Linked DNA regions of Homo sapiens: region 2 is linked to region 1. Evidence: chromatin loops called from intact Hi-C (ENCODE). Cell type or tissue: Calu3. All regions are shown on one strand. Each heading gives the region's core, and the rest is flanking DNA. Links, peaks and the distances in the headings are about the cores only. Region 1 has its middle 53 kb from the start of MIR297. Region 2 has its middle 95 kb from the start of MIR297.

Region 1 (16,471 bases), core at 7,683-10,182:
CTACTGAGGAATTCTAAATGACTTCAATTTAAAATTTTCTTTTTTTACATTGTTAGAGTCAAGAAATAAGTGCTTTCATCAAGCTCTGAGTTACAGAATTTATTAGAGTAAAGGGAAGAGGATAACCTTCAGATGTCTTCTGTGGTGAAATGTTGAAGTTAAAAATTTTAAATGTTTGCAGACTAAAGACATCCTCGGCTGTGAGGCCTAAAAGAATAAACAAAATGTGACATGTTTTATTTTGTTACTTAACCCTTGTATAAAAAAGCACAACAAAAAATGTATATAAATCATATTTTTATTTCTTTCTGAAAACACGGACATGGATTTTTGGTGATGATCTTCTATGTAGTGGCATCATGCCATAGGTTAAAGAGTGGTTAGTGTGTATGCAAATAGCTTTATTTTGGTATGGCAGTTTCTTAAAGCAGAAAGTTTTAAAGGTATACAACATAAATTCTGTGAAGATATGTTCTTCTCCTTCTGTTGCAATATGCTACGCATTCCAGTATTTTGCTGTAGCCCAGCAATGAACAATGCAAAGAGATGAAGAGGGGAAAAACAAAAACATGGCAGCTGAAAGCAAGACTGGTGGAGAAAGGATGCTCGTTGCTGCCTAGGCACAGAAAGAGAATGTGACATCCTAGAGGAGGGAAAAAGAATAAAAACAACTTGGATACAGGCAGAGAACCTATTTCTATCAAATGCAGTTACAACAGTTGCTGAGAAGAAAATTTCAATCAATAACAAAGAGCTCTTATCACATGCAACTTTAATTTGATTGGCATGACATTTCCATTATATGCTAATGAATTACAGATGATGAGAACGGCTGTTGCCTTCTGAGTGCAATTGAACATTCATCAATCAGTTACTTAAATGCCAGACTGTCTGAAATATTAAAGGAAGTTGTTGCTATTTTGGAGATGAAAGTAAACAAACTGGAAATCTTGAATTAATTGAGAAAAGGATACACGTTGATAAGTAGGATTTGGCAAGTTATTACTTCTCTGAGTGGATGTCAGTGCAGGTATCTTATTCTCAGTGGAATAAGTGTGTCCCTGCAAAGCTAACTGAAAAACAAATTCTCTTAAGTGAATCCTGTTTTTCTGTTGACTAGCATTATACAATTATTGACTATTACTCTGGGGAAAAAAAGGCTGATCCTAGAATGTAATAAGATCACTCTCAAGTATGCAACATTTTTGACAATTCAAGTTTAAAGGAAAATAACTATCCACTAAAATATTAACAATAATCCTCAAAATAGCAGGAACATTGAAATTATCACAATTGAGTAACAGTACTAAATAAAGTTGTTGCAAAAGAAAAATGCAAAAGAAAAAACACATGATATAAAATTACTAAATTTTCATCCTTTCCCCATCAAAAAAATCCAAAATGTTTGGAGCTTTAGAATTTTAATTAAGGTTTTCATCAGTCTCAAGCCACCTAAAGATGTCTAAGTTTATTTTTTCATCATCCTTTCCACTTCCCTTTTACTTGTCCTTAGCATTTTACTCTAGATGGTTTTCCTATTAATTTAAAAAATAGTTATGCTGCTTTACATGTGAGGAAATGGAACATTCAGCTAAGTGCTAAAATATCTAATCTTTGCAAAACACGAATTTTGTTCTGCTTTCTGCAGAGACATGGTCAGCTGGGGTATTTAGGTAATGGCAAAGATGATCAATTTGCAAACTTTTTGTGCTATAAAAATTGATTTGTTACCACTACCTCACACCAATTAGGATGGCTGCTATTAAAAAAGCCAGAATGTAACAAGTGTTGGCAAAGATGTAGAGAAATTGGAACCCTTGTGCACTGTTGGTAAGAAAGTAACATGCCAGCTTCTGTGGAAAACAGCACGATAGTTTCTCAAAAATTAAAAATAGGATTACCATAATCATAATTATCTAGCAATTCTACCTCTGCATATGTATCCCACATAATTGAAGAGATATTTATATACCCATGCTCATAGTCTTAAAATATGCTAGTTTTGGTGGAAAACTTGAGTTAAAATTTCTTAAATATTGAAACGTCTTGTCAAAACTTTCCAAGCTATTAACTTTTCCCTTCCTGAAGTCTTATTCATATCCAGCCAAAATGTGGAGGCAACCCAAGTGTCCACTGACTGGTGAGTGGATAAACAAAATGTGGTCTATACATACAACAAACTATTATCCAGTCTTTCAAAGGAGGGAATTCTGACACATCATCAGCATGGATAATCCTTGAGGACATTATGCTAAGTGAAATAAGCCAGTCACAAAGGACAAATACTGTAGGATTCCATTTATATGAGGAACTAGAATAGACAAATTTACAAAGACAGAAAGTAAAATGATGGTTGCCAGGGGCTAGAGTGAGGAGGGAATGGGAATTACTGTTTTATGGGTCTGAAGTTTCTATCTGGAAAGATGAAAGATGTTCTGGAGATGGATGGTGGTGGTAGTTACACAGCAATGTGAATGTACTTAGTGCTCCTGAACTGTATATTTAAAATAATCAAGATGGTAAATGTTATGTGATATGTAATTAATTAATTCACAATTAATAATGAAATTTTAAAAGTTGTAAAAAATGGATTTGTTGCCAAATGACTAGATTTACGAATTAAAGCAATGTCTGCTATACTAATTAGGATGTATTACTGAATCAACACAGTTTTTTGAGAATTATTAGACTTTTCTGCAACGTACATAGAGAGAAAATGTCAAATAGATTTGGCTGCCTCTGTTCGAACAAGCAGAGGTGGCACTAAATGTTCCAAATTCTATTCATATGAGGGCACTTCTTCTTAAAACACATAACTTTATTTCTTTGTAGCTCTCTTAGTAAATTCTCCAGAGAGTAAGAGCAAAAGCTGGGGGTGTTTGAGGAATAGCCAGGGGTCTGAGTGACTGGAGAAACATGAAGAAGGTGGGGCAGAGGGAGGAGGTTAGTTCAGATGAAGTCAGAGAGCCAACTAGGGACCATGGCTTTTTCCTTGCACAGGATGGGGAAACCATGGCAGGGTTTTGAATAGAAGAGTATTGTGGGGTTTTTTTTGTTTGTTTTTTTTGAGACAGAGTCTCACTTACTCTGTTGCCCTGTGCAGTGGTGCAATCTCAGCTCACTGCAACGTTGGCCTCCCAGGTTCAAGAGATTCTCCTGCCTCAGCCTCCCGAGTAGCTGGGATTACAGGCATGCAACACCACACCCTGGATAATTTTTGAATTTTTAGTAGAGGCGGGGGTTTCACTGTGTTGGCCAGGCTGGTCTCAAACTCCTGACCTCAAGTGATCTGCCCGCCTCTGCCTCCCAAAGTCCTGGGATTACAGGTGTGAGCCACTGCACCCGGCCATGTGATTTGATATATGTTTAAAAAGTACACAAACTGTGTACTACAAGGGAGATGAAATGGAAGTGCAGAAATGGAATTCTAGAGGTGAGAGATTACTTTCACCTGGGGGAATCCTGGAAACAAAAATCTGAGGCTGAGCTACAGAGGAGAAAGAAATGTATTCCTTTTCACATTTGAGTATGCTTGAGAATCTCTAAACAGCACAACTGCACCAAGAATTCTCTTGCATTATTACTCTGTACTATTAATTTGTTTGTTGATAGCAGCAAATGAGCTTTCACTTACTGAGTCCTGTGTGAGCCCAGACTATTTCAGCACTTAAGAGTCCTTCAATGACTACCTCAGAGGTGGATCTCAGGGTGTCTGGGGCTCCTATGCACATATGTTTCTTGTTGTTTACAAAGCTCTTTGGACTTAATCTGAATGAGAGTTGCCCTAAAAAGCTGGAGACAAATGATTAGCCATAAAGTTTTATTTTTCAACATTTAATTTTTAGAATAATTAATTTAATAACAGATTTTAGGGCATGTATTCCTTGCTACTTAGTGGTTTATGTCTCTTTTAGGAGAATACCTCATTATGTTCTCTATATTGTCACATAAGAGATGCTGGTTCTGCTTTTGATTCTAGGAGTCAGTTTAAGTGACCATAGATGATATACGTAGTGTATATCATCTAGGGCTGGAAGGTAATCAATTAACAAACGGTTTAAATTGCTTGGGCCTGAAGATTCTAGAGTTTCTGCAAGAACAAAATCAAGCCTGTCTTCTATATCCTTGAGAAAACCTTCTATATTTATAGTAGTGCTTTCCTCAAATTCAACCTGACTGTAAAAATGCATGATGATGTGCCAAATAAAGGAAGTGTGCGTGCACACACACACACACACAAAATTAGTAAGAATTAGTAACAACAAATTCTAAACACAAGCCTTGATATGCTAAAAACTATAATATGGTAAAAAAATAAAAATAAAAAAATCAAATGCTTTCAGCTTAAAATGCCCTGCCAAGGTTTTTTTCTTCAACCCAAAATGCTCACTTAAGTAATCTTCTACCACAAAGTTAAAGCTATACAGAGTAAACAGAAATAGAACTCAACTGTGCCCTTCCTTGGTATATTCAAATAACTTTCTTCAACACTTATGCAATTCTGTGAATTGGTAACGTCATTGAAAATATGCTAGTTTTGGTATAAGTTGAGTTAAAATGTCTCAAATATTGAAAAGTCTTGTCAAAAGTTTCCAAACTATTTTTTCTCTCCCTGAAGTCTTTATTTGGTGCAAATTCAGCATTTAAATATTTGTGCTAATTTAAGTTTTCATTACATTTTTTCTTTGGAAAAAAAATTTGGTTGAATGATTGACTAATTATAAAAGATATGGCCCAAATTAAAAATAACTGAAGTTTATGACATTGAAGGAAGATATGCTTTATCTCTGTACTCTAAATACAATTCTATTCTTTTTCCTGAAATTATATCTGTGAATTTCTGTATTCTTTCTATTTTGTTAAAAAATTTATTTGAAAAATGCTGAAAAACCCAAAATGCAAAAACTACTTAGAATTAAACAATTTAGGAAACAACACAGATGTACAAGTGAGAGCCATCCCTAGGCACTGCCCCTGCTTCACTAATTCTACAACAGAGTGGTAACCCAGTTAACCTATGTTTTTCAATTTTCATGTGTTTATAGGCAGTCCTATGTATACATATCTACCAAACAACTGACTCTGCTATTCATTGGTCCTGTAATTTAACTTCGTTTTTCTTTATATCTATGGCTAGCTTTCTATCTATCTAATTCTATCTTTCTATCTAATTCTACCTCAGATGTCACAGTCTGGAGGTCTGCTGGGGAAAGGGACTACACATAAATTTTGCTTGGTTTGAGCCATTTAATGTGTTTGAAAAAATGGAATTTGCATCCCTTTTGATGACAGGCCTTCTGATTCCTATTAATTTCACTCAACTCTTTATTATCATATCTGCTTAGTGATCTGAAGCATTTATATTTGCGGCTTCCAAATAATATTCCATTATATTGTTATAGTCTCATTTATTTAGCCCCTCCTCATATTGGAACTTGAAGTGGCTCTTCCTCCCCACCTTTTTTTTTATTATTAAAAACAATGCTGTCCTGATCATTCTTAAGTACCTACTCTATGTTATTTCTTTGGTATAAATTTTTGAAAGTGGGGTTGCTCAGTTGTAGAATATTACATATTTAAAACTTTTATAGACAGTGCAAATTACTCTAAAACACAAAATTACCATTTATACTTCCAGGAATAGTATATAGGAGTTAAATTTTCTTATACCCTTTACCAATAGGTTGTATCGACTTGTTAAATTTTTTTCATTCTGAATAGCGATAAAATTATTATGGCTTTAAAAAGTATTTTTTAAACTATTGATGAAATTGACCTTTTCATATGTTTATTGCTATATGTATATATATATGTATATATATAGTCTGTGAATTTCACAATCCTATGCTATGACTGTTTTTCATATGGATAATCTGTCTGAAATGTAAAATATTAATCTTTGCTTTAAATGTTGAAGATAACTTTTTTTAGTTTTTGGATGTCTTTTAACTTTGTTCTTTTACCTTTTGACATATAGGAATTTAAGATTTGTATTTAATTAAATTTCTTATGTGTCGCTTTAAAAACTTCTTTGTCTTAGTAAGTTTGAGGGGCAATTTATCAATTTGTACTCTTATACAGTGTTGGTGGGAATGTAAGGAATAGTACACATAAGCAATGGTAAAATTTGGCAAAAAAATCCCATATATACACACACACACACACACACACACACACACACACACACACACATGCATATATGGCATAGCACAAGAATGTGCAATTCACAGAATATATATTATATAGCAACAAAATATGGAAAGAGGTCAATTATTATATATGTGTAGAAATACACACAGCACTGTTTAACACAGCTTTAAGTGTAAGAACAAAGCCCATAAGATGTTCATTTCTTCAATATTTAGTAAATATATCAAACATTTTCTGTACACAAAGCACATTTGAAAGCTTGAAACTTAAAATCTAACTAGTTTCTAAAATACCTTAAAAAATACTGTGGCATGGAAGCTAGTGTTCTTTTGGAATTTTCATTTTCGATTTATATGTGTTTTCTGAAAACAACAGAACACATACAACACCTCTCCCTGCCGTATTGTTGTATTAAGCAATGTTGGGATTGATGTGAAGATTAAATCTTCATGTCTGCCTTTATCTGTCTCCTACTTTTACATGTTTGACCTGTGAATTGAACTGATTTTGTTTACTTCTATTCTTTTATCTCTTTTATTTGTGATAAATTTTCAATATTAATTTACCTAAAGGAGGTATCTTATTTGTAATTGAAATCTCAACCATAGCAGTAAGGTGTGGATTTATTCTGAGGATGATACAATGGCCTAAATTAATGTGGCAATGGATTCCAGCAGTTTTTCTGTTTTAAGTTTGAAAAACTTTGTAAGTCTTACTTCTTGATGATCAGAGAGGTTGTTGTGGGTTTTGTGTGGCACTTCTCTCCCTTAAGGGATCTGACTGATAGAATCGACGTTTAAAGAAAAGTACATGTGTGTGTATATACATATTATATATAATATAATATATATTATATGTTATATAGTATGTATTATATATAATATAATATATATGTTATATCGTATGTATTATATATAATATATATTATATGTTATATATATTATGTATTATATATATTATATACATGATAATAATTTGCAAGGAGTGTCAACATAATAAAGCTTTAGTGCAGCATCCTAGAGATATTTGCAGATTAACACCTTGTTTGCTAATTGTGTCAGTGCTCAACTTAAGTTGCAAAATATGAATGTAAAGAGTATGAGAGTCTTGCAGATGGGATTGTTAAAGCAAACATCTGCACATATGTTTCAGCTTCAGCTCATAGAAATAAGGCTTCTACTGTCTCTCCATATGGAAAATCATTGAAGAGAGCATATTTGTCCCCTCTCTTGCTGGCCCACTTTTCACTCCTATCTACTCCTATAACCAGAAAAATTATGTATATTATATATATTATATATTATATGAGATATATAATATGTATATATAATATGTTACATATTATAACATATAATATGTATATATAATATGTTATATATTATAATATATAATATGTATTATATATTATATAATATGTATTGTATATTATATGTATATATATACATATATATGTATTATATATTATATATAATATGTATTATATATAATATATAATATGTATTATATATACTATATGCATATGTATTATATGTATTATATATTATATATAATATGTATATACACACACATATATATAAAGCAGCTCTTTTGAGTATATGTTCAAGTGTGCTATACCTCTCCATCCAGTGCTCTCTTACAAATGCTGGATTTGGGACTTCCTGTCTTAACCTGGGATCCCACATTAGGGACTTCCTCTCTTGACCTGGGATCCGCACATTTCAGATTGCCTGTAGAGCTTTTCCAGCCTTTAAGACAAACTCTGAATCCATAAATTGAGCCAGTTGCTGGAAAGCTAAAATCCTATCTCTGTCAAAGTGGAGCAGAGAGACAAAGGTGAGTCCACAAAAACAGATTTTCTTACCTCAGAGTGATGTGAAGGACAAGGTGGCTCCAGTGTCTAAACTCTGGGAGTGAGAGAATAGCGAAGAACTGCCCCTGAATCCAGTAAGTTAAAGAAACGGCAGTGCTAGCCTGGTTCCTGCTTTTGAGGCACAGTAGCCCTGCCCATTATTAGCAAATGAACCCAGCTCTTGTCAATTGGATCAGGAACTCATTTTTCTGGGAGTAGATAGGAGTGAAAAGCAGGCCAGCAAGAGAGGGGACAAAAATGCTCTCTTCAATGATTTTCCATATGGAGAGACAGTAGAAGCCTTATTTCTATGAGCTGAAGCTAAAACATATGTGGAGATGTTTGCTTTAACAATCCCATCTGCAAGACTCTCATACTCTTTACATTCATATTTTGCAACTTAAGTTGAGCACTGACACAATTAGCAAACAAGGTGTTAATCTGCAAATATCTCTAGGATGCTGCACTAAAGCTTTATTATGTTGACACTTACTCCTTCCAAATTATTTTTAATTACAGCAATAGTAAGAATGGACAATGGAAACCCTAACTGCATTGTTTTAGTTAATTAAACATGGGTCTCCCAGTTGTGTTTTTGTTACTTGTTGCATGCAGGTAACTATAGGTTAGATGCTTTGGGAACATAAATATGAATATGATGGACTGTAGCTACAGAAAGATCATAATACAATACAATTATTGAGCATGAAGCTTTGAAATTATACTGCCTGAGTTTGGGTATTTGTTGTCCCACTTAATGTCTCTACACTTCAGTTTCTTTAGCTATAAAATGGGGACGATAATAAGGTTATATAAAGATTAAATTAGATAGTATATATAAAGCATTTGGCATAGTGCCTGGAACTTGGTAAGTATTCAAAAAATGTTTGTTACTATGGTAATGACGACTGTACTATGACTGCTACCACTATCGGATAGTGGATGAATTACTCAACATTGACTTCCAAATCACCCTTCTGAGGAATAGAGCCGTAAATGTTACCTACGGTAAAAGTTGTCATGTGACTCTACTGTCCTGCCCACAATTGATTGAACTGGCAGTTGGTACCTACAACCAATGATTCTGAGTTATCGTGTTGACATACTTTTGAATAGTAGAACTTTTGCCAACCTCAGAGAGACTGAAGTCTATTCACAGTTATAGCACCAGTGACTGGCTCACCTTGGGCACCATGTGGCTGGGTAATTATTTGTGATACTCATTCCACCTTTGTGCTCATGAGTCACGGTTCCAGTACTGAACTGAAACTAGTCTATGTCTTCCTCACAGTCACCTACACCCAGAATATCCCATAGCCTACCCATGCAGTTTAGTGATTTAACCCACAGGCATTGCCTTAATAATATGTTTTGCAGTTGTGCCTGCAGACTTGAGAGTGACTGACCATCACAGGGGGGATTATTTGCCTTCTATTTGAGAGCTGCCACTTCCTCTAGGAAAGTCATGTATTACAATGGATCCCAGTGCTTGTGTATGTGCACATGGGATGGAATGGGAATGAATGTGTCAGAATTACCTTCACTCCCAACAAGACATCCTGAAAATACCACGTGGGTAAGCCAGTGATTTATTCCATTATGACTTTTATATTTCCCCTTATTAAGGTTCAAGATTATTCGTAACATGGGAAGTATAATTGCACAGACAGGTAGAGATTTTGGAGTCTTTATTGTTTAGTATATAGCTAGGCCACTGAAATATCGAGATCCTATAAGAGTGTGGCTTAAAAGAACAAAGCTGGAGGCATCACGCTACCTGACTTCAAACTATACTACAAGGCTACAGTAACCAAAACAGCATGGTGCTGGTACCAAAACAGAGATATAGACCAATGGAACAGAACAGAGCCCTCAGAAATAATACCACACATCTACAACCATCTGCTCTTTGACAAACCTGACAAGAACAAGAAATAGGGAAAGGATTCCCTATTTAATAAATGGTGCTGGAAAAACTGGCTAGCCATATGTAGAAAGCTGAAACTGGATCCATTCCTTACACTTTATACAAAAATTAATTCAAGATGGATTAAAGACTTAAATGTTAGACCTAAAACCATAAAAACCCTAGAAGAAAACCTAGGCATTACCATTCAGGACATAGGCATGGGCAAGGACTTCGTGTCTAAAACACCAAAAGCAATGGCAACAAAAGCCAAAATTGACAAATGGGATCTAATTAAACTAAAGAGCTTCTGCACAGCAAAAGAAACTACCATCAGAGTGAACAGGCAACCTACAGAATGGGAGAAAATGTTTGCAATCTACTCATCTGACAAAGGGCTAATATCCAGAATCTACAAAGAATTCAAACAAATTTACAAGAAAAAAACAACCGCATCAAAAAGTGGGTGAAGGATATGAACAGACACTTCTCAAAAGAAGACATTTATACAGCCAAAAGACACATGAAAAAATGCTCATCATCACTGGCCATCAGAGAAATGCAAATCAAAACCACAATGAGATATCATCTCATACCAGTTAGAATGGCGATCATCAAAAAGTCAGGAAACAACAGGTGCTGGAGAGGATGTGGAGAAACAGGAACACTTTTACACTGTTGGTGGGACTGTAAACTAGTTCAACCATTGTGGAAGCTGGTGTGGCGATTCCTCAAGGAACTAGAACTAGAAATACCATTTGACCCACAAATCCCATTACTGGGTATATACCCAAAGGATTATAAAACATGCTGCTATAAAGACACATGCACACGTATGTTTATTGCAGCACTATTCACAATAGCAAAGACTTGGAACCAACCCAAATGTCCATCAATGATAGACTGGATTAACAAAATATGGCACATATACACCATGGAATACTATGCAGCCATAAAAAGGATGAGTTCATGTCCTTTGTAGGGACATGGATGAAGCTGGAAACCATCATTCTCAGCATACTATTGCAAGGACTAAAAACCAAACACTGCATATTCTCACTCATAGGTGGGAATTGAACAATGAGAACACTTGGACATGGGAAGGGGAACATCACACACCAGGGCCTGTCATGGAGTCGGGGGAGGGGGAGGGATACATTAGGAGATATACCTAATGTTAAATGACGAGTTAATGGGTGCAGCACACCAACATGGTGCATGTATACATATGTAACAAACCTGCATGTTGTGCACATGTACCCTAGAACTTAAAGTGTAATTAAAAGAAAAAAAAAGACTGTGGCTTAAAAATAAGGAATTTTATTTCTTTTTCACATTAGAGTTCCAACATGACAGGGAAACCATGTTCTTTATGTACATTTAAGGACTCAGTTTTGCTCAAAGTCATTTTTCTGACATACCCTAGGGAACTGTCATCATCTGCATGGTCTATGCTGGGTCACCACCATGTCTGTGTTCAGGCTCGTGGAAGGAGGAATAAGAAAGTGAAAATGGCAAGCTTGATGCTAGGAGGGAAGCTTATAGGCCAGTCCCAGAAGTGGCAAAGACCACTTCCCTTCAGTTCCACTGGTGGGGACCTAGTTCATGGCTGCTCTTCAATGGAGAGAGACTGAGAATTGTAGGTACTCTAACTGCACAGCCATGTGTCCTAGATGAAGAGGAGAAGGGGTTTTTGGAGGGTAACCTCCAGTCTCACCACAGAGGCCTTGTTGAGAAACATGAGATGTACAACTGTATTATCAAACATTAACTGTGACCAGGAGACACTAAGAAAATACCTATTCTCACTGAGTTTTTGGGAAAAAGCTTGTGATTTCCAAAGATTATAACTTTATACTCAATTAATATACTTACATATACACATATTCATAAATATATTTTGAATAAATTCTCAGAGATGATATTGCAAGACATACACTGTAAATGTGGGACATGATGTGACACACTATAACAGTTGCTGTACTATAAGGACTTTAGATTTATGATTTGGGATACCTGAGATTTAGTGCTGTCACTGCCATTAAATGGGTAACTTTGTCCAATGTGTTTAACATTTCTGGGTCTCACTGCCCAAGATATCTTAAGTTTTAACAGTACAGTCCTGTCCTGTTGATTCTACCTCTATAATAGATCTTAACAGCATCCATTCTTCTGGTCATAATTCCTTCCAGAGTTTATAATCCAACTTCTTTTCCTTCTCTAGCCCCACTGAGGTTATTCCTCCCAGATTGATCCCACTGATGTTCTTCCAGTCCCTAGACCTCTCTAAACGCTTCTTGCTCATGACCTCTGCATCTGGTAGTCTCTCTGACTGCCCCTTGGTCTTCTCTCTTTTGTGTGGCCATTTCCTTCTCATCCTTCAGGTCTCAGCTTTGATGTCTCTTCTTTAGAGGAACTTCTCCTACCACTCTGTCTAAAGTTTTTTAGTTTATCTCAAACTCAGTTTATTTCTTCAACCATACTTGGTATTGTCTTTTGTATCTATTTATTTGTTTTCTTTCTGTTCCCCTCATTGCACTATTAACTTCACTGAACTATTAAGGTAATGGGATATATCTGTATTTTTCATCCTTTTAATCCTATCACCTGGCACAGTGCCCTGCACCTAGCTGGTGCTCAGTAAATATATGTTGAATAAATTAATACAGGAATTTAGAAATGTGTGGTCTAAATAGGTAAGTACATTATTTAATGTAATTAAAAAATTCATACTTCTTCAAAATTTTATGGAAAAACTTAAAAAAATCAGCGAACCTTATTTTGAAACAAATATTTCATAATATGAATTTCTCTCTATTAATTGTGTTTCTTTTTAATTTTAGATTTACTATCCTATCTATCTTTAAATGTTCTTTGATTTGAATACTTCTGCAATCCAGTTAAGATGGAAGGTTTGGGGGAGAGAACTCACTATACTTAGGCTATCATTTTGTTTTGTATAATTTTAATCATGACAGTCTTTATCAAATCCATGTCTATTTAAATATTTATTTTCTTTTGCATATGTTGGGATGGAATATGTTGTTTTAATTAGCGGCACCGCTTTCTTGTTGCTAAATGTATTGCTCTGGCATTTGACCAAAAGCAAAACAGAATCAACACAGTGTAATCTATGGAAAGGGAACTGAATCTCACTGCACATAGTATTTCATCAGCTGTAGGTTAAGGGATAGTCTATCCAGTAAAGAATGTATATAGCAACTATACCTCTATACTCCATGACAGTCAGAGCTGCCATTTCTGGTTCTCAGAAGAAACTTTTTTATTTGACTTGGATCAGCCTACAGCTAGATGACAATAACATAAAATAAAGTTGAAGAAAAAAACAGTTGTTAAATAAATCCATTACTTTAACGAGCTCTCCTTCTGTATGTTTTATAAGGGGAATATCAAACTTTTTAGACTCTAATGAGAGTTTATCACATAAATGTACACTGAATAAAAAGAATCATGCAGTTGTGTCAGAAAAAGTAGCAAAGGCCTTTTTATGAGAGCTGACTTGTAATATGTATATATGTTACTGGCTAATTTGATTATGGTAAATCATCATTGTATTTTATTTATTAACTTATGATTTCACAGTTGCCGGCTGAGTTCCCTTTAACAAACTCCATATTTATTGAATTCCCTCTATGCACAAGGTATAATGGGCATTTATTTTTTCAGATAGGCAATCATCTTAGTCACATTATTGTGAAATATATGAGTACTATATAATTATCTTCAAAAGGAAATCCTGAATATTTAATATTAATATTTAATGTCATTAAAGTCAAATTTATCTCTATTGCCTGTCTTTTTTTTTTTTTCTAAAGCAGAGCAATTGAAAGCTGAAAGGTGAAAAGGAGTGGGAAAAGCTGGTTCACCATGGCTCAAACACAGCTCAAACTTTACCCAGCAATGAGCTTTCTATTGGCTTGACTTGGAAAATACAATTTATATGTGTCATGTAAAAGGGGAAATGATACATCAGAACTTTATTATAACACTATTCTCTCTAAAGTGTAATTTAGCACAAGATATGACTTGTAAAGGTTACCACTAAAACTCTATCAAAACATCATTGTTTTATATCTGTGAGATATAAAATATCCCTGAAATCAGGAAGCCTTCCCACAGATTTACAGATTAACTCTAAACTTTAGATCTTTTTTCTCTTTTTTAGTACATACATGCGTGTCACTAAAATGTCTGTATATAACATGTGAAATATTGTTACTCAAGAAATTTCTTAAGAGCAGGTTAATTTTATAAGACAATGGCCTTATGTTTCTACGTATAAAATATCTACAGGCCTTCTCTGCTAAAATCCCAGTTTTGTTTAGTTCCAAGTAATGTGATAGAAGGGTCTATTATAAAACTATTTGCAAATGTGGAAGCCGTAGATTTTACTATGGATTTAAGAAGGGAGCTTACTTTAAGATTTTCTGGCATAGGGTGTTTTTTTTTCCCTTAAAAAAAACCATATTTAGGAAAGTAAATAGGGAGACAAAGGCTAAGAAAACAAAAATTATTTAAGATTTTAGGCTGTACAAATAAAATTGTAGAAACAAAATTATTAAAAATAGCTTACTGACCAAATTCAGCTGAGATTTACAGCCACACCCCACATCATCATAGTATCATATTGGTAATTGTAACATTCTTTTCATATGAAAAAAAATCAAGCACGTGTAAAGTTATCCTAATTGAAAAACATTTCAGGACAATATGTTTATTACTTCTTATTCATGTACATTTTCAATTACAGCCCAAATTTATACACATGTTGCTTGCAAAATGCCATTTGGATATAATATGGTAAATTTTAAAAACCACAAAATCCTTAGCTTTATAACACATTCACAGTAAGTATAAACCTAAGCTATGGCTTAGTATGTACCACTGCTACCTCTGGGAAAAAAAAATAAAAGTGTTGGGGAATTTTTATGCAATGGATTCAGTTAGCTCAATTTTTATTGAAGATAGCATTAAAAAATCCATAGTTAAGCAATCATTACTATAATAGTGATTGTTTTTCTAAGTGTTGAGAGTTTGGGCTGAGAGAGAGTGTATTTGAAGACATCTAAAAGATGTTTCCTCCTCTCTGGAAATTATATACTTATGTAGTTGTTTTTGGTTGACTTTTATTGTACAATTACATATTTATTTTAATTATTGTGTAGTTATATATATATATATATATGCTTCTCTTTCTTATGTGTATATAAATGAGGGAATATTATAATCACTCTTTTCTGAATCATTTCCTCTTTACTGACTAGATGGTAGGTACCTCTGGGCCTCCTAATAAATGGAAACAAGGGGGAATAATACACATCAAGTCAGTGTGGAATTTGGAGAAAACTTATAGTTCTAAATGCTTGTCAACATCATCATGAAAATGTTAACTGTGTGGCCATTGCATGTGATGCATTGCTGCCTCACTTATAACTTCTAGAACTCTATAGTTGCTCACCAACCACATCCACACAGACTGACATAAAAGGTATACACCCGACAGCATAAGCACATAGTGAGAAAATAAAAGAAATAATAAAAACCTACACAGTAGCCTGGTGTATCACTATTGGGTGGTAACTGAGAGTCTGTGAAAAGTGTTTCATGTTTAGTCAGGGTGAGGCCAGGAGGAGCTTGTCAATGCCTTTCAGTTGTCTAGAAAGACTTCATGGAGACAGAGATTTTTAAGAAGGGAGTGAAGTCATTAAGTTTGCAGAGAAAGAGTATGTTAGGTGTAAGGTATGTGGTCATGAAGATGGCTTATTATTATTAGAGTAAGAAGATTAAATAAGGAAGGCAAAGGGTAGATTTGCTTCCTGGGAGTGGCGTATAAAAACACAATGATATGTTTTCATGAGCTAATGCAAGCAAAAGCGATTGATGAGCAGAAAAATAACCTCAGCAAAAGTGTCAAGAATCAAATAGAGAGAAGTGTACCTGAGTGGGAGAGAGTCAGCTGATATTGTCTAGCTCATAGGATTGAGAAGAGATATTTGAGGTGTGAAGAAAGTTGGGACAGGGGTTAGAAATGTCGGGATGTACACTGAAGTAGCTTGAATATGAAACAAGTAAGAGAGGAACAAAAACTCAAGGGGAAAACATGTGTACTGAAATATTCCTTATACATAGAGGGAATTTTTATCAAAAGCTGTGCATTCATATGATTTGGTCTTTGAGGAATTAATTTTAAAGAACTGTTAAAATGTGTTCTTTGTGATCCAGTGTAGGCCACGGGGAATTGATAATGTTCCTAGAAGTTGTAATCAGCTCAATTGAGTAAAGACCCTTTACCCTAGGACCATATCCATTATCATAGCCCAAAACACCTCCAAGTGCCCATTGGCCATTTGGCCCAGTTCTAGGTACTGTGTAGCCAAGCTTTTGGGACACAGTTTTCAAAAGCAGATCAAAATATTTTTGAGGCATAGCAATCATCTAATCTGCCTGAAGAATTATGTTACCGTGAAAAGTGATGTCTTAAACCCATAAATTTGCGATGTTAGAATGAGTCATTTTTTATATCCTTTACAAGCGAAAAAGTACTC
Region 2 (16,471 bases), core at 6,526-9,025, 150 kb after region 1:
AGTAATTCACTGATTAAAAATATTAGGAAATAATAACTGAGATGATTCTAGTATTATAGGGTGAAGGATTATATATGGTAATCCAGGTCAAGTACTTGATACATTTCCTAGCACATTGTTCGAGCTCAGTAAATGTTAGGAATAATTTATTATTAGTAAACCAGTTTCGCGTTGCCACTAATTTATTGTGTCATCTTTGGTCAGTCATTTATCTTTTAGGCCCTCATTTTCTTCATTTGAAAATATGGGGGAAGGTTTGAAGTAGATGATCTCTATATCTCTTTAAGCTATAATAGATAAATAATTCTACTTTGTAGTGTACTCAAAGTGAATGACTTCTAGGATTCTGGGGCTTGATTTAAAGGGTATATATAGCACTTGTTATGTAAATATATTGGCTATTTTTTATATAGATGCCATTTAAATAAATCATTTCCTTTCCAAGAAATGTCATTGGCTGACGTTAATTAATTTTTATAAAGATCTTTGAAGATGAGAAGTGGTATATAAGTGGTGATTATTATCAAACATGAGGAGTGTAAGTTTAACATTGCTATAATATACGGTTTGAATCAGAAAATAAGATTATATTAGAATAATTTGTAATAACACCAACAAAAAGCATGAATCCCTTTTCTGAAGGAAACAGTGCATAAAATTATGCATATGTAATACATGCTTAAACATTTTATTAAATACTTTTACAATGACAAAAAATGCTGTATATGACGTTCAATTCAAAAATTTCTGGAATGAATCTTAAGCCCAACTGTTACTAAAATATAGAGGACATTGCTTTTGAAAGTTTTTTTTAATAAATTGTTTGCTATTTATAATGTACATATTGGTAATTGTGACTAAAACCTTTTGGCTACCCAAGGTGGTGAGGTTTTTATATATAGTAGTCCCCCTTATTCATAAGGGATACATTCCAAAACCCCTAGTGGATATTTGAGATCACATATAGTAAACAATCATATGTGTACTATGTTTTTCCTATATATACATACCTATGGTGAAGTTTAATTTGTAAATTGGACACAGTATTCTTGCACTTTGAAGCCATTATTAAGTAAAATAAGGGTTATTTGGTCACAAGCACTGTGATACTGCAACAGTAGATTTGATAATAGAGCTGGTTAGTAAGTGACTGATGGGTAGGTAGCATATACAGTTTGGATACACTAGACAAAGGGTGGATTCACATCCTGAGGGGGACAGAGTGGAACAGAATGATGTGTAATTGTAAACTTATGAATTATTTGTTTCTGAAATTTTCCATTTAATATTTTCAAACTGACTGACCACAGGTAACAAATCACAGAAACTACAGGTAAAGGAAAGCTACTATAGTTTCATTTCAAGGGATAAGTTGGCATTGACTCATAGTGTCTCTAAATAAATGGAATAACCAATCCTGCAAATATGTAGTGCTATGATGCTATGCAACTTAAAAGGGTTAAAATATATAAACACACTAAATTTTGATTCTAGAATTCATTATATAAGTCTCTATGATAAATTTCCTTTCTACTTTAGCATTTTATTAATCCTATATATTACCTATTTTCAGAAACTTATTGCTAAAACATATTTCTAATACAAAGTCTTCCCTATACCAAGAAACACTACTTATCCTCATTTGTAAGTCCAGAATGCTTCCTTGGAGGAGTAGAGAAGCAAGGGCAAAGAATATCTATTGAGATAGCTCATCACCCACCAAATACCTCCATGCCATGCATATCTAATATAGTCTCATATAAATAGAGGGATAGATAACATACATAATAGAAATATTCTGAAAATTTTTGTTGACTTCTGCCTTAAGAATGCCTGATATTCATTTTAGTGTGCCATTATTTAAACATATGTATATAAAATATATAATCTAGAATGTTTTAATTAATACTTAATATCTAAATTATAGAGTCACTCTTTCAAAATCAACAGATATTTGGTGATGTGTTCATCTTTAAAGTACAAGTAATTTAATTTTACATGATAGAAAATGTAAGTTTTTTACTATTTTAATCATTTTTCATGTCTCTATGTAGACAAATATTCATTAGTAAATCCAAGTGTTTCTTAATCTTAAATGTTGAGAAAAAATATTGGCAAAAGAATCGTCATCTTACAAAAAACACACACAAAATGAGGATATGATTTGTGTAAATATTTCGCCATTTGGTAAGGCTAACTGTAATTTCTTGTAGCACATTTTTTTCTTCACAGTAATCCAGTGTTTGTGTATTTAACAAAGTAAAGCTGAGAGATTTTGTGTCTCATAAACTTCTTAGGAGAGTCTCTTGGCATCGTCATTTACCACTTGTCTTTTAGTCCTCCTTGGTTCATTTATTTGAAGATGAAAAACTCAAAATGTTATGACTTGCTGATGTTTTGCCTTCTCTGTTACTGTTCTTCCTTAAACATTAGAATAAAATGTTCAAGAATATTCATTGTAAGCATGTCCCTGAAGCTATTTCCCTAAGGCAATGTTGAGTTTCATATCATAGTGATGATTTTGATAAAAGGATTTGATACTATAAAGTGAATTTGTATAGGTCCGTCATCTGGCCATCCTGTGATGATAGCATTTATTTTCTCAAAATCTTGGCAGGTCTGCAAAAGAAGTCAATGAACTAAAGGTTAGACAAATGTGCATAGTATCACTGTATCAATACATAAGCAATTTCAAGTTTTTCCCTATATTAAATGAGAGTTGGGGTTAAAGTCATTTCTGAAACTTTTAATTTTCAGAATATTTTGTAAAAGTTTATTTTCATAAAACATTTATAACCCAAGCACAGTAATATTACTCTTAGAGTGGAGATCGGTAAAGGAACAAATGAGTTTAGAGAGAATTCTCTAATAACTAGCTAAAAAGTAAAAATTCTGTGAACCAACAATTTGTGATAGATTAAACTCAGCCTTAATCATGGCTTAGATCTCATCGAGATCCCTTACAAAAATACGGATAGCACTTCCCTTCATTTCCAGTGTTAGATAGTAGGCCATTGCTTGAGACCTGTATTTCTGCTTGGCCTAGTTTCTTCTCTACACCTACCACCAAAACTTTTGGAAAGAAGGCATGATGGAGGAGGAGATGGTTCTGTGTGAAGAGAAAGAATAGAAAAGCAATGAAAGAGGAAAACATAATGGCTTGACATATTAGAGAACTTTAAACATATATCTATTTATCATTTATCGCTATCCTACCATCTATCTATGCAGCTATCTATCGATCAATCATCTGTCTATCCATCTATCTAATCCATCTATCTATCTGTCAATTACATTTTAAAAGCTCTCTTTTAATTCTGCTTCAATTGGAATGATTCTGTCTCCTGTTAACAGATAGTGTTACAGGGCTTGTTGTAGTTACCACTTTCCAAATCCTTGTATGCAGGGGGAAAAAAAAAAAAAAAAAAGATGTGATGCATTCTAACCAAGCTCGGTTGCATTGAATATTGTGGTTTCTCCTAGTTGATCCTCACTTGGCTCACTTACCAATTTTTTCTCTAACTCATTTTCTGAAAACGCTTCCCAAGTAAGACATTTTAAGTTTATAGGCAGAATTGCAGTAATTTAGAAGCAGTTAAATTACCTAGACCTTTCTATTCCAGCCATTTTTTAAATCTAAAATTATTCTGCCAACATTTGTTTAAATATTGAGCCAATTGACATTAGTGAGTCTTGACTGTTAATTAAGAACAAATTTTCCCAGATACTGAATAGTTATGTAAATTGCATAGCAGATGTTTTTCCAGGAAAGATCCAAAGTTCAATATTCAAAATATCCATGGAAGTATTTTAGTTAAAATATTGAATATTTTGGAATAAAAACTGGTAATATATTTTTATCTTTTTAAATTAAGTTAATTTAAAAAACTTATTTTAAGTTCAGGGGTACATGTATAGTTTTGTTACACAGGTAAACTTGTGTCATGGAAGTTCGTTGTACAGATTATTTCATCACGCAGGTATTAAGCCTAGCACCCATTAGTGATTTTTCCTGATCCTCTCCCTCCTCCCACCCTCTACCCACCGATAGGTCACAGTGTGTGTTATTCCCCTCTATGTGTCCATGTGTTCTCATCATTTAGCTCCCACTTACAAGTGAGAACATGTGGTGTTTGGTTTTCAAAACAGGTAATATTTTTAGGAAGGAATTAAATCATGATATTTTACAAATCCCTTAGTTTACCACATATTTCTTTTGCTTCTTAAAGTAAATACATCATCACTGGGTCAAAAACTAGTGATTTATTACTAAGCATTAGAAATATTTATGGTAATTATTTTTGGTATGATGGAATTTTATATTTAATTTAGGAATAACATCCCCCTAAAAGTTTCTTAATTGAAATAGTCATACTCTTCTTGTTTCCTTCAAAATAAACATCAGTATTCATCAGATGATTGATATATTGATTAAAACATAAATAATACCACCATTTTTTCTTATGTAAAATGTATTTTCCTTGCATTGCTTGTACTAAATAGACAAGTAGAAGGCATATTTTTATGAATAAAAATGTCAAGTATTGTCTAGAAAAACCTATCATAATTGCTTATTTCAGTTGTCACTGATGCATCAGTTTCTTATTGCTTGTGCCACCAATCCAGAGATACACACAAATTTTAATGTACCTTTAACATAGCGTATATTGCTGTTAGAGAATGGTTTGGAACAAAATCCAAGAGTTTTGATGTGACATAGAGCGACTGGTACTAAAATGACCACTAAAATACCTTCTTCTCTTATTAAAGGCTGCATTACCACTTTTTGAAGTTGGTTCTTAGCTAGAGACATGTAGAAAGAAGCACACTTAATGACATGATTAATTTTGCACAATTTAATGAAGGAGGTAGTTCAAGGCTGTTGGAAATAGTTTTTCTGAAACATAAGTACTCTTACTTTAAAAATGCCGTGTTTATTTTTTAAGGTATTAAAATTTACTTGAAAATGTTTCTATACCTTTCAATGAGTTCAATTTCAGACATATATATTACATAATTTAAAACTACAGGAAATTATTTTGTTTTGTAAACAGTAAATATATCTTTTTAAATATTTTTATTTAACAAGGGAACCAGTTATTATGTGAGACTAGTATTTTGTAGAAAAATCATGATGTTATCAAATTAAATAAAATTCTTTATGTCTTTAGAGCTGCTCATTTAAAAAGATTTCTTTGTCAAAATGCCAAAGAATAAATAATCTCTCTATCAAATTACTTTGGTAGTTTTGAGCTGACACCCAGAGTACCCAGGCTTTGCGGTCTCTGGCAGAAGGGCATGTAGTTATAAACTTGCAGGTCCTGGGAATTTTTTTCATGTACATGAACCCACCTCAGGAAATTCAGGATTCCCAGAAATGAAGATCTCAGGGGACCCCAGGATCTTTAATATTAATTGTGAGCATTCTTGAATAATATACTGTACAAAGCAGCCATTTGCAAATTTATACTAAAACAGAGTGAAATCAAGACAAACCAAAATAGTCTGTGCCCCTTAATAAGTTGCTCATCTTTAAAATGAGCACTAAACTGTGTTTCTCATGCAATATAACCAGACAAATTACTCATCTTTCAAAAAAAGCAAATCCTTATTAATGCATCAGTCAACATTTTTTAAAATGAAATTTGTCATCTAAATTCAAGCACTTCCCAAATAATCAAGATGTATCAATACTCTACATGTGTATGCCTAGGTATTAGGTTAAGAAACAAATATATTTAAAGGCTACAGTTGATTTATGTACCTAAAATGTAATTGTTTTATTATTGTGAAACTAAAATAAAATTTCATTTAAGATGCCATATATTATACATGATTTGTAGAGTTTGTGATTTCTTAAATATGTAGTGCTTATTTTTGAATTTAGTGACACACACTTGTATGGAATGCTGGGATTGTGATGGAATGTTGAGATAGGGTGGGATTGAAATAAAGGAAACTACTCCAAAAGAGTGGTAAGAAAGATTTAGAATGTTACGAATTGTTTTCAGGCTTTGAAGTGTGCTACCTTTAATACATGTGTTTGTCTTATATTGTCTTTCTAGTGTATTATACTTTAACTCAGTGGTTACTGCCAAATCCATCTCTCCTTGATTTAGTTGTAATAAGAAACTTGTTTTCTTTTCTCCCTTTTACATTTTCCCCCTTTCTGCACAACTTTGCTTTATTCTTTAACTCCTCCTCCCCAAATCCAAATGAAGTGTCACAATTTAGACTTCAAAGCAATTTTTTAAGTTTCGTAACTCACTTGAAAGAAGGGGTAACTCTCTTCTATGCCCTGTACGATTTTGTCTTCTAAATAAAATGCTTTGGCAATTTAAATTTATTTCAAAAATGCGGGTGGAAAATTGATTTAAAATACTTTAAAATTAATGGTGCATTAAAAGTTCACTTTATTCTAGTTTATCTAGAATGGTTTAGGGGCCCTATATAAAACTTGGGGCTGTGTTCAAAGTTTGTTATAAAAATAAAGCACTAAAAGTTTTTGGACTGATTTCAGAAATCTAACAAGGTTCTTAAGGTTCTTATCAGGATACTTTTTAAAGAATGAATAATCATTTTATAGGGTAAAATCTGAGATAATGTGGGTAAACTCTTGGAAAGCACGGTTTGTGTACACATTTTATTGCCCGACTGCCTAGTTCCACTATTAGGCAGGCAGGAAGCCATCAATACAAGCTTCTGGAATTGCATTGAGTTGGAGACTGAGGGTAGTTGAGAAAGCCAAATAATGTGAATGGGTATCAATCACTGCAAAAATTCTCACGTCTTACGATATGTTTTTGTTGTATTAAAGAAATGTTAGAGAATCTAAAGTTGGAAACTTATTTGCTATTCATTTTTCAGTAAAATGTTAATTTTCATTTAGCAATCCTCAAGAGATTGTCGTTAACAGTTAATGCATCAAAGGCAATGCTTGTCTTGACAATAAACCAAGAGGATATTTATTATGAATTTGTATGTTTTCATCTTTATTCCCTTTACCTCATGTGTTGTTTTCTTTTCTTTAAAAATGTAAAAAAGATGGAATACTTACTGAAGACAAAGCTTTCTACAAGCTTTATTTTTTTTTATTTTTTTTTATTTACACTAACCACCCTGATTGATAAGGATGTCTCTTTAGTGGTTTGGAACACAGATCTATGATCTTAAAAACAAGAACAACAACAACAACAACAACAAAAAACCCAAAGATGTTATTTTTGTAAATAATCCATTATAATTTAACATTTTCTAAGAGCAAATCTCTAAACATATCAGTTACAACATCATTGGAAAAAAACCTAAAATTCTATTTTGCCTGTATAATGAATTGTCTAGCAAAATGCCTTGTACACAGTAAGAATTTAGTAAGTTTGTAATAGTAAGAAGAATGTAATTACTTCATACAAGAAAATTAAGTTTGTGATAATTGATCCACTACAAAGCTTGAAAGTAGACATTTCATATATTCTATCAGTGGACGTGCTTTAAAACAATATACACTTAAACATCTATGAACCATTTTTAAGTTTCTAAAATAAAGGAAATCCAGCTAGCTTGTTAAGTGTCTTATTCTAGGTTAAAGTTGACTCTTTAGGTGTGTGTAGGGGTGTGTGTGTCTGTGTGTATATATGTATGTACACATTTTATATATACACATGTAGATATACAGTATATATGCTCTTTCTTTACACACACAGAGACACATACACACATGAATATAAAGTAAGTCATATTTTCTGATTCATGTGGTCGTTCCAAGGATGCTTTATTTTCTTCATATCTGATTGATCTCCCATTGGCAGTGTCTCCCAGCACTTGAGCTCTAAGTTTTTCTGCCCCCATAGCTTCTTTGTCAAGTAGTTAATGATCTGTCAACAAACACTTAAATAGGGAACTCCCTATTTCCATGAAACCATCTGTGAATTCTTTTGTGATATGAATAATCACATTCTAATTTATCTGTTTTTCAAGTTATCTAACTTTCTTAAAAAGAGGCTGTCTGGTGATATTATTTTAGAATATGAAATTTTTAAAAATTGATCTCTCAGGTACTCCTGGTCTTAAGCAAGAAATATGTAATTAATGGCTAAATGGAATCCTCAGTTAGGACCATAAATATCAAGGCCAATAAAGAAATTCAAAGCTAGAATCTGCTTAATATGCAGTAATCTATAGCAACTCTTATAACTCATGATAATTTGTTTTGAAGATACAGAAAAATGGGTAATACTCTGTTTCTTAGTAAAATAAAGTCAGTATTATTTGAGAATTTCTTATTCTCCATGTCTCTGTATTTATAAAAATGCACTTATTTTAAAAAATATTGTATATCGGAAACCTAAATATATGTATTCAGTGTGATTTATCCCACCATTAAATTTTAGAGGGGAAAATAATCATCAGTCAGGCTTACAAAAGCTTTTATAAAGACCAGTGTTTAGAGTTACTGTGGCTTTGAAATACCTCAAGTGGTTTCTATGGAAACATGAAAGTCAAGCAGAGAGATAATTTTAGATAATATTTAATATATCATCTACTTCCTCAATAATAAAAATAGAAACCTAAACTTTTCAGGTTGTTATAATTTTCCCCCCCAAAATGCTGCATTCTTAAACCCTTTGAAATATGTAGATGAAAACATGGATTAAAATTACTATGTACAGTATCTGTGAAGAAAAGAGACCACCTCTTATTTCTTCACCTATATATAGACAGTTTTGTTCAGGGGCTGTGTATATCTGAAATCTCAAATAACCTGGCAGCACTCTGTAGTAAAACTTGGAGGAAAAAATTCAGAATTTCTTAAAATATTAAATTACTTATTAGTAAATAAAAGCATGTAATTTTATATGGCTTCTGATCAAAGTTAATTTTATTTATGTGTATTTGATTTTGGGGGGAAGAAACTTGCTTATAGAATATAGTTTCTTGCTCTATGAGAGTAAAATAAGTTATGTTAACTAATATCTAACAATGTCTCATTTTATTTGAATAAAAATATCTATTTTAGAGCACAGAAATGCCTAAAATAGACACAAAAAATGTCTATTTTGATGCACAGAAAATCCATGTCGTTTGACATGGCCACATGGGGCTGTAAGATTTAAGTTTTTTTACGAGAGCTTCCATTAAAAGCTTGAATATATATCTTAAAATGAGATGACTTCGTATTTTATATGGACATTTGTATAGTTTGTGGAAATTTCCTGGAAAAACTAAAATCTCCAGTTTTTATTTTTTAGAGCCTTGTAATATCTTAAAAAGTGAAATTGGTCAAAGCATGTTTAAACTAGCATATTGTAGTTTGGTTTACAATTTGAAAGCAAATGCTCTTATTAAACATCCAATTGTCTTTCTTAAAATAGCATGAAAATACTTTATGTAGGAAATTTAAGATATACTTAAAGCTGAAGCATTATTTTAGTGATGTTTGGTTTTGTCTCATCTTTTTTTGTGCATCATAGGTTTTATAAGCAAGTGTTTACATTTCAGATATGATATCAGAAACTTGCACTCCTAGTTGTGTAATTTATCAAGGGTGTCTACAAGTATCTGATAAATCATATTTGGTTGGAGGTAATCTGCTGTAATCGCAATACAGAAATCAAGGGGGAAAATGGTCCCAGCAATGAATTATTCTTTCTTTCATTCTTGTTACCTTGAGTCCACCAGTTTTTCTCAAATCCCCTGATTAAGATCACCTGCCCCCCATTTTGCCCCATTCAAAAATATGTCTTTTAACTAAAAATACAGAAAAATATCAAGTAAACAAAATACATCAATAATTTTGGTTCTAGAACTGTAAAAGTTGTTTTTTAAAAATGGTTAAATGGTAGGATTATGAATAAGACACGAATCCACAACTGTCAATTTCCTGTTGTAAAATGTACAAGAGGGCCAAAGGTTTAGAATATTGCTTATTATTCTAGCCTTGGAATTCTTAGTATTATAATAAGATTGGTAATGCTTTCCTTTCCTTATTTCAGTGCATAATAAATTTAATGTTTTCGAAAGTGAATATTTATTTAGGGATAAAATAAAGACTGTGCTTTATGGTTACAGTTTGCATGCTCCTCTGTAAAGAATATAGTGGCTGTCTTCTGTTAGTATAGCTAGTTTTAAATTCAAAAAGTCTATCAAGTTTTTAAAGAAAATGTTAATATATTACACATGGCATATTGTGTTAAAAAGTCTTTCTATGATATTCAAAATGTTTCAGAAACAATGACAAGGTCAGTGTTGCTAGAAAATCAGTGTTTTACTAGAATGCAATGGTTTTAATGGAAATAATAACAACTCACACATTTTAAGGCTTAAAACTGAACTCCTTGATTGTGTTTAGCATATTGGAAGTTACAAGGAGCTCCTATTTTGTAGTTGCTGTAGATTAGATCGGTAAATGAAAATGTCTTTCTGATTTCCTAGAAACACTTTGTTTCTATTTTTTGTGAACATAGATACTTTGGGGACCCGGCCTTGTTATCTCATGACTGTTTTCCAGGCTGTGTTATCATGATGAATGGGTAATTACAGTACAGGGCACCCACACAGGCCACTGCATATGAGACCCTTCATTTAGGACGTTTTTACTTTATAGAGAGATTCTTTATAAGTTATGAAGCTCTTGGGTTAAATTAAATTTCATTTTGTCATACCTAATGTGTTTATTTTCTCTTGTGAAGAAAAAGTCTTCAAACTTCATATGATTTCTTAAATTCAAAAAACACAAGAAGCACAATTCCAATTTCATGAGAATGTATTATTTCTTAGTATCATACATTCATAGATGATAGACTACTTTAATGTGTGTGTTAGCAGTGCTTTGACTTGTTTAAAAATGCCATCATTTAATAATATGAATTTTTCTTGCTAAGAATAAAAATTGACTACACAATATGATAATATTTGTTTCTGATCCAACACACAAAATGAAAGCTTTGCTTATTTATTTGATTAAAATGCAAAAGTGCAAGTACGTTTAGGTTTGTGTTGTATAGAATAGAACTTATTTTATCAATCACTTTCATAACCTTTAAAGAGCCTTAAATAGTACATATGAAAAACACATTCATATCAGGTTCCCCTTGAGGATTTTTTCTTTGGTTTAAGAAAATTTTATTAAAAATCGGCATTGCAAATAACATTTTTCATAACTATATGTAGACCTGTTAAAATTTTTATTAAAACTGGAGTTCGGCCTGTTCTTTTTCATCATTCTATCAGATATTAAACTCCTGCAGCAGCTGTAGGAAATAGAGAAAGGGATTTTCAAAGGGATTTGAGTCTCCCTGTCTCTGTGCCTTTAGTGATCATATTATCATAACTATCACACATAACAAAGCTCTAAATCTGTAATTCAGATAAAGTAGTCAGGACTCTGAAATACAAAAATCCAAACATATGCCGTAACATTTTTTTGCAATGCTGGCTCCTTTAACGTGGATTTTGTAAACTTGGAGAGGTATTCAAGAGCTTTTGTATACGAACACAAACTAAACAACATTGTTAGTGGTATGTTTCACAGAGATTTAATTAGAGGTGTTTTTATACATCCAAGCAGTTCCATTAAAAGACCATGCCTGCATGCTCTAGCAAATTATGATCAAACCTCTAAAGGTTAAAAAGAATGAAATCAGAAGCTTGTTTTGAAGCAAGGTCTACATGAATCTATGTCTAATCCTGCAACAGTCTGAGTTCTTTCTCAAGAGAGCAACATTCCTTAAATGCAGTGCTAAGGGTGGTAAGTGTGACCACATAATTTTTTTATGAATTAAATTAAAAATGAGGGTAATAAAATTGTAAATGGGCTGAAATCCAACTGAAAATTACACAAGAAAGAGTTACACAATGAGTTTTTTCTTCACATTTACAGGACAAATTTATAACTTAATGTCTACATGAAAAGAATATTTGTGCTGTAAAAAGTTGGTAAAACTCTAATCAGAATGTCCAACCAGTTTGTAAATGAGCAGCTGTATGTATATATTTATTGTAACAGTGCCTTCTACTGGTCACACATTATCTATGATGTCAGTGAAATTACTGAAAAGTAATGAAAACTTGTGTTTATCCTAAATTATTCTTGGGTATTTTTATTGCCTTGGCAAAAGTATTTCTGTGAATCACAACTTACATACATAAAAAATATAGTGTGTTAGAGATTAACACATTTGATTTCTGTTGTACTTTAGCAGTAATAGGACCTGTTAAAAAGTTTCTCCTAAAAAGAAAAGCATTTCCTACATACTGCAACTTAAAATGGGGAATATTTCCACCTGTTTATTTTATTGTCTTTCCGATTTTGAAATTGATCTTTTACTTACCAGCATTTTTCTTTTTAGCTTTTCAGTCACACTGTGTCTAATTAAAATGAGTAGATTTCTTACATATTATCAATATCTATAAAATGTGAGAATCATGAAATTTATTTGTAACTTGAGAAATGCAGCAGAATTTGAAATATAACTTAACTAACAAAATATTTAACAATATTTAGTGAGAATGATTTAAGGTTTGTCTAACTATCTAGGTATAACAAAGATGGTTGATTTTAAATTTGCTTAGGAAAAGAATCAAATAATTAAAAAGAGAAGCATGTATAATCATGAAGAAAAGCTGCATTTTTCAGCAAAATATTGACATCAAGTATTTCATTTTCTTAATATATAATAAAGATACCACTGAAATCTCTTTATGAATCTATATGATTTCAGTTTTAATTTTAAATAATATTTAATAAAGTACTTAGATGATTATGAAATAATTGTTTTTCAAAAAAAGCATGTTCCAATTAATTTTATGTAGATATGGTTTACACTGAATGGGCTATCTTGCTGAAATAACATTTTTAAGAAATTCTGAACATGAAATTTTTACTATCTGCAATAAAAAATCTGTGCTGTGGAAAAAATATTTTACTTTTGTTTAAGTCAATAAATATTGCTTTTATTGCCTGAGGCAACATTTTAAAAAACTTTATTATATGCAAATTACAACCTGAATATCTGATAAAATTCATTCTATTTAGTTAGAAATAATTACCTCAATCGAGGCAATCTGTTTATGTTAGAAATAATGTAAATCAGAAGGAATCCTCATGATTGCCCTTATCACAGATCATTGCACGTGTGTGCTCACTAGTGCTTATTAGACTAAAATCAGAGAACTTTCCTGAGGAATACATCACGTCAGGAGCAAATTGTTTCGATGCTCAATTCAAAATTTGGAATCACCTACATGACCATAACATTCAATGGAGAAAACGCAATATTTTAATTTCCCCAAAACTCTTTATTTTAAACAATTGTTTTCTCTAGGAATGAAATGCCATCATTACAAGTCTATCTTAACATTCATGGAGAAAAGATAAGGATTAGGAACACAAGGTACAGTCAGTATTTTTTGAATAGTGTTCCAGTGAGATTTCAATCAGTGCTGAAAAGCATATTTCTTAATGGGGGAAAAAGCTAGAAAAACAGTTGTCAGAGATGAAAGGGTGCTGTTTCAGGTTTGTACACCAACAACTTCATTCCTTCCTGTGTGAGAAAATCCCTCTATTACTTTATAACAATGGCATCCGTTTTGTTTACCTTGCGGCATCCATAACAAGGATAGAGGTGTTCCTCATTAAATTTTGTTGTTTGGAATGAAGTACATAGATCTTTACAAACAAGTGTCTGGTTGCTATTTATCCATGTGTGACTATTTCCATATTATGTGTGTACATTTACACTTGCATAGATGCATCCATGAATAATGAGCCGTGGAAATATGTGCGCAAGGACATAGAAAGAGACAATACATGACAGTGGGCAGTTAATGCACTTTCATTTCCATGAGTTAGGGATAATTGCATAATTCATGAATGGCAGAGAAAAGTCACAAGTGTGAATTGCATATGGGCAACTTAATATATGTCACTACCATGCTAGTTAAAGGATGTGTTTAAACTTGCATCACTAGTAGTTTGGAATCAAATCATTTTAAGTGGCACATCAAGAGGAATTAAAAATCTACTGAAAACAATGTAATTGTTTCCTAATAAGGATAGGATATTTACAATAAGCACATTTTGTTTTTGCTTAATTTGCCTGCAAACTGAGTTTTTGTATCTTGTGTTAAAAATGATTCATTCATATTTTATTTTATGCCAGGTCTTCGTATAAACAAAATTGTGTTCTCATTTTTTTGGAAGTTACATTGTGACATCTTCTAAGTTATTGAATTCACTGAAGACATACAGATCATATTCATACTATGTCTAACACAGACATTGTAATGATGATGTGTATTTCATAAAGAATAGTGATCTTTGCTAGAACTTCAGAATTTTCAACAGTTTTTGAGATATATAATAAATATAATTTTCTATGCATTATTTTTCTTGGTTGGAAGATTTAAACCATAGTACTCAGTAATTAAATATTCATTGAGAACTACTTCCTAGTATTATTTAAATAGTACATTCAAATGAAGTAGTTAAGATGTTCCATGAGAAGAGCAACAGATTAGTAATTTTAAAAGATTTCAGATTCAAAAGTGTTGTCTTGTGGAATAATAACACAGCATTGTTATGGGGTGGGGGTGGCTGCTTGCATATTTACACACTTCTACATATAGTGTATGAGTGCTAAATTTATGTGCCAGTTGATGGATCTAAAATTGTCCCAGAGAGTTACAAATTTTCATAATGATTCTGAGGAGTTAAATTTAACCTAATGCTTTATAATTAAACTCCAATATGCAAGGAGATTTCAATGCCCTGCTCCATCAGCTCCTTGTCTGAGCAACTTCATGAACACAAATTCTTTCAGTTGTTCAGATCATTTCACCTCGCTTCTACCGCAAACGGTGTGTCACTGTATACCTGGGAGGAAGCAAAAACATTTGCTTTACAGCTGTTTTTTCAGAAACATATTTCAAAGACAAAAATGTTTGGTATGTAAAAACCAAACGGACTTCTAATATCCATTATAGTTAATGAAATAGTATATTTCCTCATGTGGGAAGAAAATTACTTTAGATTCAAACCTATGTTAACTTACTTTACACAGTTGTGAAATGTCCTAATATAAAGTATTAAAAGCAGAATATTTTTAATACAATGAACACAATACTGTGCCATTTATGAAATATAGCACAGAATTTCTGTCTCTGCCATTAAAATGCCTACAATTTGTGAACGTCGTAAAGCATACATTTTTCCTCCTATTAACTGGAACAGACTAATTGCACATTTTGAGGGTGGTTGTTGGGAGATTCCATAGGCGATATTATAGTCATTCATGGGCATCAGGCAGGTATTTAACAGTTTGGTTCAGGTTGTCTAGGACAACAAGAATGTTGTTATGCTGCATCTCCAAGCTGCTGGGATGAAATCAGTTGTGACAAAGCAGTGAAGATTAAATTTGTAACAGATACAACACCTTTGAAATACTAGCTTATGATTTCACAGTGGCATTATAAGTCTTACTGCAGTATTTAAGCAGTTAGAAAGAATGCTGGTTATTAGCAGCTGAAATTTGTAAAATAGGATTTTATTGTCTTTAAATAGCCATGGCAGCAGTTTGTATTATCCTAGTACAACATTTTTGTTACTATGTATTAGAGTTGGTGAGTATTTTTCATGCTCCTCTTTTTCCAGGTAAATTCTTTTATCTATCTTTTAAATCCTATGTTAAACAAACATAGAAACGTATACATATGTATTAATATAAACATCTCTATTATGTATTTTAAAATTTAATGCCATTTTGTATGTAAAAGACCAAAGGAAGAAACTTTCTACTTTATTTCTCCCAAATAACATTATAATGATCAGATATCAAATATTCCAGGCCTCACAGAATACTATGTACAAGGCAACTTAAATATATAATACCATAAAGCTGAACTATTCTCTTAATAATCTTGAAAGGACAGCATTAGCTATACGCAAAGCAATTATGCTCTGTTACTAAATCTGATCACATCTAAATTTCCTGTCTTATCATATGTCAGAAAGAGCCTGGCTCCTAAAAATAATGTCTAGAAATCTTGAGGTACGTAATAAACTGCTTCTTGATGGGGAATGTGATCTCCACAGATGTAATATGAGGGAAACATCTAAGGTTCAGGCATACAAATTTGAATACCAAAATTTTATGTAAGTTACTTAATATTGAACTTGTGTTATATCACTTTGTTTTAATGACTACGGAGACTTCAATGGGTTAACTTTGGATGAGGGTCAGGTTTTATATGTTTATATTTTCTTAGCCTTGGTCAGGAGAAGTGGCTTTGCTTGCCCTTGTGCAGTGCCGGAGTGGTAGGGTTTCACTCCGTTTGAAAACCTAGCACATCCCAAGAGGTTACCTTGGTGTAGATTTCTTTCTTTCTGTATTAAATCGCTCATTGTCGCAAAGTGACTAGTGCTGCTGGGCTTTGAAAAGAACTTCTAAGAGGTTAAAAAAAGCTTCTGTATGAA

Evidence for each region. Peaks named below come from ENCODE experiments on the same cell type or tissue, not always from the same donor. Only the 100,000 strongest peaks of a DNase experiment are listed, where the experiment ranks them.
Region 2: a loop joins it to region 1, with 2.1 times the contacts of the local background. A loop is called at or near these places in 2 of 110 quality-filtered maps.

What each region holds. Positions count from the first base shown.
Region 1 is chr4:110,799,539-110,816,009 of GRCh38, forward strand. No RefSeq gene overlaps it. Among named protein-coding and RNA genes, the nearest start is that of MIR297, 53 kb to the right of the region's middle. In Calu3, for the core only: no CTCF peak of the experiment used is centred there; a DNase peak (open chromatin) is centred at 9,203.
Region 2 is chr4:110,947,476-110,963,946 of GRCh38, forward strand. No RefSeq gene overlaps it. Among named protein-coding and RNA genes, the nearest start is that of MIR297, 95 kb to the left of the region's middle. In Calu3, for the core only: no CTCF peak of the experiment used is centred there; no DNase peak of the experiment used is centred there.